Linked DNA regions of Homo sapiens: region 1 is linked to region 2. A link is an interaction called in ENCODE POLR2A ChIA-PET data of the cell type or tissue named here. Cell type or tissue: MCF 10A. All regions are shown on one strand. Links, peaks and the distances in the headings refer to the core of each region. The heading gives the core; the rest is flanking DNA. Region 1 overlaps LTBP2 (latent transforming growth factor beta binding protein 2). Region 2 has its middle 8.7 kb from the start of YLPM1.

Evidence for each region. Peaks named below come from ENCODE experiments on the same cell type or tissue, not always from the same donor. Only the 100,000 strongest peaks of a DNase experiment are listed, where the experiment ranks them.
Region 1: POLR2A ChIA-PET joins it to region 2 with 5 read pairs; 5 of 35 experiments call an interaction of 5 or more read pairs at or near these places.

The regions. Positions count from the first base shown.
Region 1 is chr14:74,497,328-74,502,436 of GRCh38, reverse strand. LTBP2 (latent transforming growth factor beta binding protein 2) reads left to right here. Exons shown (of 36, transcript NM_000428.3): 35 at 847-996; 36 at 1,408-4,254. The coding sequence ends at 1,553. Among named protein-coding and RNA genes, the nearest start is that of ISCA2, 6.1 kb to the right of the region's middle. RefSeq lists a silencer at 1,357-1,651 and an enhancer at 1,338-2,333. In MCF 10A, for the core only: CTCF peaks have their summits at 94 (motif pointing left), 889 and 1,099 (motif pointing left); a DNase peak (open chromatin) is centred at 1,056.
Region 2 is chr14:74,750,940-74,758,199 of GRCh38, reverse strand. No RefSeq gene overlaps it. Among named protein-coding and RNA genes, the nearest start is that of YLPM1, 8.7 kb to the left of the region's middle. In MCF 10A, for the core only: no CTCF peak of the experiment used is centred there; no DNase peak of the experiment used is centred there.

The DNA.
Region 1 (5,109 bases), core at 1-2,500, 250 kb after region 2:
GGTACAGGACACTGCCCCTGTCCCAACCTACAAGCTTCCTGTGGGGACTGAGAGAGAGAGAGAAAGCTGTTCACTGCAGTCTTTTTCTCCCTCCACGCCACCTACAGGCTGCAGAATAACCTGCTCTAAGGACACCCAGCATTCACACTTGTGACCTGAAGTGTGGATTAAGGTTTTCTAAGGACTTTAAAGGCCCACCGTGATGACTCGGTTTGTGAATGGTGCGATCCAAACACTCAGGCCTTGGAGTCTAATGAGGAAGTCAAGCCTAGCACTGTGCCATGCACACGGTACCCACCACAGGCAAAGCTACCACATCAGACTAAAACCATACCTCTGGGTAGGGTGTGGCCTTTTCCATGGGGTGGAGGGGTGCTTAGGGAGTGAAGAGGGTTAGGTAGATCTGGTCAATGTTTTGCTTTGTGTTGAGTGAGGCCCCTCTGCTACCAATTGTTCCCCACTTCCCAAAAACACGATGTGAAGGTTTAAACAAAACACCTCACCCCTTCCCCACGCCCAAACCCAAAAACTATGTAGCAACACACTCCTCGACCACCCAAACCCCAGCAGGAGCCGGGCATTGTGGAAGCAGCGAGTCTCAGCCTCCCTGGAGCCCTCATTTGAAGCCCAGAGCACCTCTCCCCATCTAAAATGACACATACTTTTTTTTTCAAGAGTACTGCCTTTTGTTCTAGCATCTTTCCACAAGAATTTTATGATCCTCTCTGCCCCCACCCCCACAGTTCCACAGGGGCACCCTTTGTCCAGAAGGGCGAGGGTCCCAGCATTAGGGAGAGTCTGGACACAGCCCTCAGCCTCCTCCTCTCTCCGATTTCCTCCTCCCAGAGCCCCCAGCCGGCTTCGAAGGGCTTCAGGCGGAGGAGTGCGGCATCCTGAACGGCTGTGAGAATGGCCGCTGTGTGCGCGTGCGGGAGGGCTACACCTGTGACTGTTTTGAGGGCTTCCAGCTGGATGCGGCCCACATGGCCTGCGTAGGTAAGTGCAGAATTCTGATGGAGGAGTCAGGCTGGCCCACTGCCCACAGAGACGCCTGAACTCAGGAAGGCTGGAAGAGCCACTGCTGCCTCCTAGTGGGGCTGTCTGCATCAGGCTGGAAGGGAAGAAAGCGCCAAAGGAAGGTTTAATTATGTGCTTTAGAAAGCCCCTTCCGTGCAGGTTCCCAGACAAAAGACAAGGACAAGAGAGCACGGTCTTGGGCATGGTATGAGCTTGCTGCCCCCTGCTTTGTCCTTGAGTTGCTTGGTTTTGGGAAGTGACTTCAGCCTCTGGCTGTCACACTTAGGGTTTCACTCTAGGGCAGTGGCCAGGGCTTACTAACCAGAGAGGTGGAGGCAGCCAGCAGAGGCACCTGGGCTCCCTACAGCACTCTCCTTTGTTTCCTCTTAGATGTGAATGAGTGTGATGACTTGAACGGGCCTGCTGTGCTCTGTGTCCATGGTTACTGCGAGAACACAGAGGGCTCCTACCGCTGCCACTGCTCCCCGGGATATGTGGCTGAGGCAGGGCCCCCCCACTGCACTGCCAAGGAGTAGCAGTCAGGGGTCAGTGTGGCAACTACCTGGAAATGGCCTCCAGTCACAGGCAGGGGCCTTGAGGATGATTTCCTAGCTGGGAAGACACCGTGACATCAGGCCAGAGGTTTCCAATCAGCCTTGCCTGCTTTCATCTCTCCCAGCTTAGCCTCTGGCTGTAAGCTTCGGTCATTGCCTCCATGCCCTTGCTTGGCTCAAGCACCACCAATCGCTTTAATGCTTCAGCCACCGCATGAGGCCCTGTCCACCACCTTTCCTGGCCTTGCTATGGGATGCTTACCAAAGGATGGCCCTCATCCACCCTCCCAAGCTGTGCGAGCATGCAAGGCCCCATGGCCTCACACTGCAGACACCCCTTTCCAGCCACAATCCACCATCATCCTGACGATCCCACAACTGGGACAGAGGCTACATCTGCCCTAGGGAGGTCCTTCAGAATCTGTGGAGCAAGAAAGGATTTGGGGAAGCTTGGGGACTGACTCCAGAGCCCCCTCCTAAGAACCATCACCACCACTCAGCCAATCTGTTCTGGGCCCTGATTTTGCCACACCTCCATCCTGTAGCCCATTCTCTGACCCCAAGGAGTGGCAGAAGATCCCTTCACTCAGAGAAGCAAGGCTGATATTAGCTTGTTGAATGTAAGAGACACAAATGAAGAAGAACAAAGAGCCTGAGAAAGCAGCAAGAGGACATGATGAAAAATACGTGGAGTTGATGAGAAAGGGGAGCCAAGGCTTTATACGTCTAAAGAAAATATTCAGTAGCTGAATCCGCCCAGTGATAGCCTGTGGGCACCAGCAGCAAGGGCTGCCATGGGATACAGCACCCATCTACAAAGACCTCTATTACATAAACACTGCTTCTTACAGGAAACAAACCTCTTCTGGGATCTCCTTTTGTGAAAACCAGTTTGATGTGCTAAAAGTAAAAAGTCTATTTTCCAGTGTGGTCTTGTTCAGAAGCAGCCAGATTTCCAATGTTGTTTTTCCCCTCCACTCAGAAACCCCTGCCCTTTCCCTTCAGAAAACGATGGCAGGCATTCCTCTGAGTTTACAAGCAGAGACTCACTCCAACCCAAACTAGCTGGGAGTTCAGAACCATGGTGGAATAAAGAAATGTGCATCTGGTCTCTTCTGTTGTTTTTATTTCATATCAGATTAAATTTCTTTACCATGTTGGCTAAGTCTAAATATTAGAGATGAGGCTGTGCCTACTCCCTGGCCAGCTCTGCTGATAGCCTATGATGGGTTCCAATGGGAAATGACTCTTTACTATTAAAAGACAAGGAAAGCTCTGACTTCGTACTTCTCTGATGAATGGCAATGTAAATGAACAAGGCTCCATGTGACTGGAGCATGGAAGTGAATGCTACTTTCTTAATTTAATCTGCCCTGTCCTACCTGCTCCTCTGATTGTTAGCCATCACATAACTTATTGAATGCTTGCCATGTGCCAGGCACTGTGCTGAGTGCCATACATACATTTCATTTAATTATCCAATAATCCTACTTACTATTGTTTATTCTCAATTTACAGGTGAGGAAACTGAGACATAGAAAGCTTAAATAATTTGCTCTAGGTCCCTATACTAATTGAGATGTTTTCAGCAGACAAAAATAAGTCACTCTTACGCATGTAAAAATATTCTTTCACTCATAATAAAAGAAATGCAACTTAAAACCATACTGAGATCCTTTTTAAAACTGTCAGATTGGCAAAGATCAAAAAGCTTGTTAAGACTCCTAGCTGGCAAGCATGTGGGAAATAGGTACTCTCATAACAGCTGACAGAAGTACATATTGAAGAGGACAATATGGCAATGTCCTTCAAAATTATAAAAGCACTAACTCTTTGATCCAGTAGTTTCCACTTCTAGGAACTTAACCTTCAGATATATTTTCACCAGATATAAAATGACATACGTAAGAAGTTATTACTGCATCATTTGTAATAGCTAAAGATTAGAAACAATTAATTGCTATGGAACCCTTAAAAAAGGTGGCTCTAAATTCCTTAAGAAAGATATCCAAAACAAATTAAGGGGAAAAGGGAGGGTTGCATAACAGCATGTAACATAACACTATTTGTCTAAAGAATGGGGAAAGAGAAGCGGTTGTCTGTTCACCTCATCCTTGCCACTCCGCCTTATACCTCACCATCGGAGAACTTACCATCCCCCAAATATATCCTGCTGGCACTACACCTTCGTAACTGCTGTTCCCACTGCCCCCACAACACTCCAATCTCCACCTTCCTGCCAACCTTGAGATATTGTATGCATATATACATATTTCCTTTGTTTAAAATACAAATAGCATACTATGCATGCTGTTCTGCACTTTGCTTTTTTTTTATACTTGCAATTAGAGCTGCCTCATTTCATTTTACAGCTGTATACTATTCCATTGAATGGATAAACCATAATTTATTTAATCAGTCCCTCACTGACAGACGTTTCCATTGTTTCCTGTCTTTTGCTATAAATAATGCTGTAATGAATATTCTTGTGCATATTTCACATTAATTTATGGGATTACATCTGCAGGATAAATTCTTAGAACCAATGGTGGTTTGTGGGGAGGGTGACAGGGTGGATAGGTACAGGATTGGGAGACTTTTCACTGTATCTCCTTTTGTATTTTTTTGAATTTTGTACCATATGTATCACCTATTCAAAAAAAATAAAATATTTTTAAATACAGTTGCTGGCCAAAGATTGCTTAAATGCTCCTTCTCTTTATATATTTATCTGACTATAATTTACAACTAAAGCCAGGTGCTAATTATGTCAAAATTCCTTAATGCAAATTTGTCAGGCAGCCCTGTGGCATTTTTATGAAGAGTGGAAAATACGGATTTTAAAAGAACGATCATAAACATCAATGCTAGATAGGAAGAAAAATAGAAGAGATTCCTTCCTTTCAGACAAAACATGCAGTGAACAGTGTTAGGCCCTGCCCAAAGCCAGCTGCACAACATTAGCTTGGGTCCAGATTTCAAGGGAGAGCTGTACCACCACGATCAGTGCTGCCCACTTCCCTATACCAGGTTGATCCTGCCAAATGCCACCCCTGCACTCTAATGCTTTATAACAAACGACAAAACAACAGAGCTCGATTCTCAGAAGTTACAGAAAGAAGAGTCTCTTCCTGAACACCTACTTTAGTAGTCCTTCCTAATCTTTTACTTCTCAACTTCTTTCCTCCTATCCCTTGTAATCACTCAACATTCCCATACGAAGAAACTATGGGTGGGCCAGGCATGGTGGCTCGTGCCTGTAATACCGGCACTTTGGGAGGCTGAGGCAGGAGGATTGCTTGAGCCCAGGAGTTCGAGACTCCTGTGCAACATGGTGAAACCCCATCTCTACAAAAAATACAAAAAGTAGCTGGGCTTGGTGGTGTGCACCTGTAGTCCTAGCTACTTGCAGGGGCTGAGGTGGGAAGATTGTTTGAGCCTGGGAGGTAGAGGCTGCACCTCTGCACTCCAGCCTAGGAGACAGATTGAGACCCTGCCTCAAATAAAAAGAAAGAAACTAAGAGTGGATGGGACACAT
Region 2 (7,260 bases), core at 2,231-4,730:
GCTGGTCTCAAACTTCTGAGCTCAGACGATCTGCCTGCCTAGGCCTCCCAATGTGCTGGGTTACAGGTGTAAGGCACCATGTCTGCCCATACTGGCAGTATTTGTAATAGCTGAAAATGGAAAAAACAACCCAAATATCCACCTACACTAGAATGAATCGTCAAATTGTGGTACATTTATACAATGGAATACAAAACAGCAATGAGAATGAGTGATCTACAACTATGTGCAACAATGCAGATGAACCTCACAAACAATATTGAGCAAGAAAAGCTACGAAGAAAAGAGTATATACTGTATATTTTCATGTATATAAGGTAAAATAATAAAACTGATTTATACTGTTAGAACTCAGGATAGTAGCTACTCTTGGGAGAGAGGGATAGTGACTAGAAGGAGGCACAAAGGGGACTTCTGATAATGCTCCATTTCTTGATCTGCATGCTAGTTACATAGATACATTCAGTTTGTGAAAAATTCATCAAGCTGTACCACTTATGATTTGTGCATTTTCCCATATGCTATAATTTAATAAATGTACCTTCATGAAAATGTTGAACAATAGTAGTTCAGAAGAATATTTATTGTACAATTAACTTTACATATATTTCAAAAATAAGCAAACAAATTAAAATGTTAGAAGTGAGGGTAGTAGTTGCCTTTGGGAAGAAGGGAAAGAGTAGGCCTGGTGGCGAGAGACATGAGTGGGTTTCTAGGGTGCTGACAATGTTCTATTTCTTTCTTTTTTTTTTTTTTTTTTTGAGATGCAGTCTAGCACTGTCACCCAGGCTGGAGTACAGTGGCACATTCTCGGCTCACTGCAACCTCCACCTCCCAGGTTCAAGTGATTCTCCTGCCTCAACCTCCTGAGTAGCTGGGATTACAGGTGCCCACTACCATGTCCAGCTAATTTTTTTATTTTTAGCAGACATGGGGTTTCACCATGTTGGCCAGGCTGGTCTTGAACTCCTGACCTCAGATGATCCACCCACCTTGGCCTCCCAAAGTGTTGGAATTACAGGCATGAGCCACTGCGCCCAGCCAATTTCTTGAACTAAGTGGTAATTTCACAAATATTTTCTTTGTTAAAACGTATGGAGCTGTACATTTATCCCTTGTGCTTTCCTGTCTGTGTGCTGTATGTCACAATTTTAAAAAACATTTTAAGCTGGGTGCAGTGGCTCACACCTGTTATCCCAGCACTTTGGAAGGCCGAGATGGGCCAATTGCTTGAGCTCACAAGTTCAAGACCAGCCTGGGCAACATGGCAAAACCCCATCTCTACAAAAAATACAAAAATTAGCCAGGCATAGTGGTGCATGCCTATAGTTCCAGCTATTCCAGAGGCTGAGGTGGGAGGATGGCTTGAGCCCAGGAGGCAGAGGTTGCAGTGAGCTGAGATTACACCACTGCACTCCAACCTGGGCAACAGAGTGAGACCCTGTATCAAGAAAAAAAGAAAAAAGTTTTGAAAAAAAAAAGGTGGGAAAAAGAAAAAAAAGTGATGGTAGTGGAAGACAGAGAAAGGTAAGATTAGGTGGAGGTGGGTGGAAACTCTTCTCTTGGCCTTTTCCTTTCCCACTTGGCCTGATAGCTTAAGGCTCTCAGGTCCTCTAACCAGATCCCTGCCCTCAACACAAAGGGTCTTTCAGCACCTAGTTGGGAGACAGCACCACTGTTTAAACAGGCCCTTTCACATTCCCCTCATTGTTTCAAGATAAAGTTAGGCATTGTTCTAGATGCCATGGGGATCCTATCCCCTAGAATCTTACTCTCGGGGAACTAACATATACTTCAGCCACTCAAAGTTTCTAGCCTGCACAATTATTTTTCAAAGATCATAGTCATTTTTGTTTTTTGTTTTTTTTTTGGAGATGGAGTTTTGCCCTTTTTGCCCAGGCTGGAGTGCAATGGCGCGATCTCGGCTCACCGCAACCTCCACCTCCCGAGTTCAAGCGATTCTCCTGCCTCAGCCTCCCGAGTTGCTAGGATTACAGGCATGCGCCACCACCCCGGCTAATTTTGTATTTTTAGTAGAGACGGGGTTTCTCCATGTTGGTCAGGCTGGTCTTGAACTCCCTACCTCAGGTGATCCACCCGCCTCGGCCTCCCAAAGTGCTGGGATTACAGGCGTGAGCCACCGCGCCCAGCAGTCATTTTTGTTATGCAGAATCCCCGTCTCCAAAAAATTTGTTCTTTTTTTAAGTTTTTTTTTTGTTTGAGACGGAGTCTCGTTCTGTTGCCCAGGCTGGAGTGCAGTGGCGCAATCTCGGCTCACTGCAGCCTCTGCCTCCTGGGTTCAAGCGATTCTCCTGCCTCAGCCTCCTGAGTAGCTAGGATTACAGGTGTGCACCACCAGGCCCAGCTAATTTTTGTATTTTTAGTAGAGATGGGGTTTCACCATGTTGGCAAGGCTGGTCTCAAACTCCTGACCTCAAGTGATCCACCGGCCTTGGCCTCCCAAGGTGCTGGGATTACAGGTGTGAGCCACTGTGCCAGGCAATTTTTAAAAAATTAATTAATTATTATTATTTTTTTTTGAGATGTCTTGCTCTGTCGCCCAGGGTGGAGTCCAGTGGCACAATCTCAGCTCACTGCAACCTCCGCCTCCCGGGTTCAAGCAATTCTCTTGCCTCAGCCTCCCGAGTAGCTGGGATTACAAGCATGAGCCACCTTGCGTGGCTAATTTTTGCTTTTTGTTTTGTTTTAAGAGTCCCACTCTGTTGCCCAAGTTGGAGTGCAGTGGCACAATCTCAGCTCACTGCAACCTCCACCTCGCGGGTTCAAGCGATTCTCCTGCCTCAGCCTCCCGAGTAGCTGGGATTACAGGCATGCACCATCACGCCTGGCTAATTTTTGTAGTTTTAGTACAGACAGGGTTTCACAGTGTTGGCTGGGCTGGTCTCGAACTCCTGACCTCAGGTGATCCACCCACCTCGGCCTCCCAAAGTGCTGGGATTACAGGCTTGAGCCACTGCATCCGGCCAATTTTTGCATTTATAGTAGAGACGGGGTTTCACCATGTTACCCAGGCTGGTCACGAACTCCTGAGGTCAGGTGATCAGTCTCCCAAAGTGCTGAGATTATAAGCATGAGTCACTGCACCCAACCTCCTTTTTAAATTTTTTTTAGAGACAGGAGCTCACTCTGTTGCCCAGGCTGGAGTACAGTGGCGCCATGACAGCCACTGCAGCCTTGACCTCCTGGGCTCAAGTGATCCCACAGCCTTAGCCTCCAGAGTAGCTGGAACTACAGGCATGCGCCACTATTCTTGGCTAATTTTTTAACTTTTTACTTTTTGGTGGACATAGGGTCTCACTATTTGCGCAGGCTGGTCTCAAACTCTTGGCTCCAAGGAATCCTCCTGCCTTGGCCTCCCAAATTGCTGGGATTACAGGTGTGAATGACCACATCCAGTCCAAAAAATTCTTTAAAGGAAGCCTCATTGTTGGTATAATGCTCTCCTCATGACAGCTTAGTAACATTGACTTCACATTATAAAGACCAACCCAGCCCATTTTTCAGAGATTAATTTCACCAATCCAGAACATGAAAAGTAAAGAACAATAAAAATATAAAGTGCTCTGATTCAGAATGGTCTAAAAGATGAGTTGAAGCACAAATACACAGAAGGTTTTGTGTGGGAGACCCCAGAGAAGTCAGCTGCCAATTGTCAGTTCTGTCAAAGTCAACTACCATTAGTCTCCTTCAGACTAGGTTTATAACCTAGCTGCATTTCTTACTTGTTACATTTCATTCTTAGGGTTACTAGAGTGATTTGAATGAGGCCTCTAAGAGGACGTGACATTTTATTAGCTAGTGGTTTGAGGACATATTCTGACTGGCTGGTGGTTTACATACCATTCTCTGGAATAAAACCTCTGCTAGCTCTTGTAGCTTATGCAATTGGAAACAACAGGATCTAGATGCAGATTAACTGCTATGGGGTCTACCCTTAGGCAGGCATTTCACCAGGATTCTCGATGGGTTGTGTCCAGACTCAGAGTAACCTGGTCATATATAACCTTGGCAATATTCATGCTGTGCTTCTTCCCTTCCACCGTCAAGGCTCTGGATGCTGGAAGAAACAAGGTTCAACTCTTTTTTTTTTCTCCCTAAGCCACTGAATGCCTTCTTAGATATATGGGATGATAGTGAGAGAAGGGTTCTGAAAGAAGGAGCCTTCAGTGCTCCCCTTCAGCTTCTATAGGGAAAGGGCTGGGCACTCTGATCTAAATTCTACTACTATATTGAGGAAAATGTAACATTTCAAGAAAAATAATTTAGGTACTATTAGGAAGAAGGAGTGGATGTGGGCAAGCAAAAACAATAAATATTCACTACCCTGGGGAAGGGGCCTTCATTGTCAGGCAAATGTGTTCAAATACAGGGACATAAAAAGGAATTTGGAAGTATAGACCAAATGCAAAAAGAACATCATCAAAAAGATCTCGAGTTTGGGAAGCATACCTTCTAAGGAGCATGCTTCCTAAGGTCATGACCCAGAAGTGATGCATATTACTTTCAGCCACATCATCTTGTCTATGATTTGGTTGGGCATGCCCAGCTGCAATCCAGGTGAAACTCATTAAATCTGTTATTAAAGGAAGAAGGGGAAAGTAGATCCTGGGACAACTGGCAGTATCTACCACACTGACAATACCAAGTTCTAATGAGGTTGTGGAAAAATTGAAATTCACATGTACTGTTGATGGGAGTATAAATATATACTTAGAGTAATTTGAACTGGGTGCAGTGGCTCATGCCTGTAATCCCAGCACTTTGGAAGGCTGAGACAGGCACATCACCTAAGGTCAGGAGTTGGAAACCAGCCTGGCCAACATGGTGAAACCCCACCTCTATTAAAAATACAAAAATTAGCTGGGCATGGTGGTGCATGCCTGTAGTCACAGCTACTCGGGAGCCTGAGGCAGGAGAATCACTTGAACCCGGGAGGCGAAGGTTGCAGTGAGCTGAGATCGCACCACTGCAGTCCAGTCTGGGCAATAGAGCGAGACTCCATCTCAAAAAAAAAAAAAAAAAAAAAAAAGGCTTGAAAAGATGAGCTAAGAAAACACAGATCCGAAAAAGAACAAAACAGAACTTCTAGTAGTAAAAAATCTAACTGAAAGAAAAAACCAAATGAGTGAATTTAACAATTTAGCAGCATATTAGACAAGGCTGAAGAGAGAATCAGAAAACTGAAAGATAGAATTCAGGAAAGATCCAGAATGCACACAAGAGAAGAAAATGGCAAATATGTAAAAGAGGTCAAAATATTTAGAAGATTGAGGCCAGGTGTGGTAGCTCATGCCTGTAATCTCAGCACTTGAGAGGCTGAGGTGGGCAGATCACTTGAGGCCAGGAGTTTGAGACCAGCCTGGCCAACATGGTGAAACCCTGTCTCTACTGAAAATACACATTTAGCTAGGCATGGTGGTATGTACCTGTAATCCCAGTTACTCAGGAGGTGGAGGCACAAGAATTGCTTGAACTTGGGAGGTGGAGGTTTCAGTGAGCCAAGATCACGCCACTGCACTCTAGCCTGGGTGACAGAGCAAGACTCCAACTCAAAAATAAAATATATATTACATATATATTTATATATATAAAGATTAAGTGAGAAGATCTAACAATTTTATTTTGTGCTTTTTCAGTTGTTGCACCTGTCTTTTTTTTTTTTTTTTTTTTTGAGACAGAGTCTTGCTCTGTCTCCCAGGCTGGAGTGCAGTGGCGCTATCTTGGCTCACTGCAAGCTCCGCCTCCTGGGTTCATGCCATTCTCCTGCCTCAGCCTCCCAAGTAGCTGGGACTACAGGCGCCCGCCACCACGCCTGGCTAATTTTTTTGTATTTTTTAGTAGAGACGGGTTTCACCATGTTAGCCAGGATGGTGTCGATCTCCTGACCTCGTGATCCACCCATCTCGGCCTCCCAAAGTGCTGGGATTACAGGCGTGAGCCACAGTGCCTGGCCTTCTTTTTCTCTTCTCTTCCTCTCTTTTAGATTGCTAGTTTCTTATTTATTGATTGATTGATGTAATTTGGCTCTGTGTCCCCACCCAAATCTCATGTTGAATTGTAATTCCCAATATTGGGGGAGGGACCTGGTGGGAGGTGATTAGATCATGGAGGCGGACTTCTCCCATGTTCTCATGATAGTGAGTGAGTTCTCATGAGATCTGCTGGTTTAAAAGTGGGTGGCACTCCCCTATTAGCTCACTGTCTCTCTCCTGCTCTGCCATGGTAAGACGTGCTTGCCTCCCCTTCACCTTCTGCCATGATTGTAAGTTTCCTGAGGCCTCCCCTCACCATGCTTCCTGTACAGCCTGCAGAACTGTGAGTCAATTAAACCTCTTTCCTTCATAAATTACCCAATCTTAGGTATTATAGATTTTTATAGCAGTGTGAGAACAGACAGATACATTTATTTATTTTTATTTTTTATTTTTTTTCTGAGATGGAGTTTCACTCAGTCGCCCAGGCTGGAGTGCAGTGGCACAATCTCGGCTCACTGCAACCTCCGCCTCCTGGGTTCAAGCAATTCTCCTGCCTCAGCCTCCTGAGTAGCTAGGATTACAGGCGCCTGCCACCACGCCTGGCTAATTTTTTTGTATTTTTAGTAGAGACGGGGTTTCACCATGTTGGCCAGGCTGGTCTCAAACTCCTGACCTCGGGTGATCCGCCTAGGCCTCGCAAAGTGCTGGGATTACAGGCATGAGCCACCATGCCTGGCCATTTATTTATTTACTCATTTATTTGAGACAGGATCTTACTCTGTCACCCAGGCAGGAGTGCAGTGGCAGGATTATAGCTCATTGCATCCTCAACTCAGGGGATCAAGGAATTGGAATCCTCCTGCCTCAGTCTCCCAAGTAGCTGAGACTACAGGTGCATGCTACTGCTCCCAACTAATTTTTGTATTTTTTGTAGAGACAGGGTCTCGTTTTGTTACCCAGGCTGATCTCAAACTCCTGGGGCTCAAATGATCCTCCTGTCTCAGCCAGTTTCTTTCTTTCTTTTTTTTTTTTCTGAGATGGAGTCTTGCTCTGTCACCCAGGCTGGAGTGCAGTAGTGCGATCTTGGCCCACTGCAACCTCCACCTACTGGGTTCAAATGATTCTCCTGCCTCAGCCTCCCGAATAGCTAGGATTACAGGTGCACACCACCATGTCCGGCTAATTTTTGTATTTTTAGTAGAGATGGGGTTTCACCATGTTGGCCAGGCTGGTCTCGAACTCCTGACCTCAGTTGATCCACCTG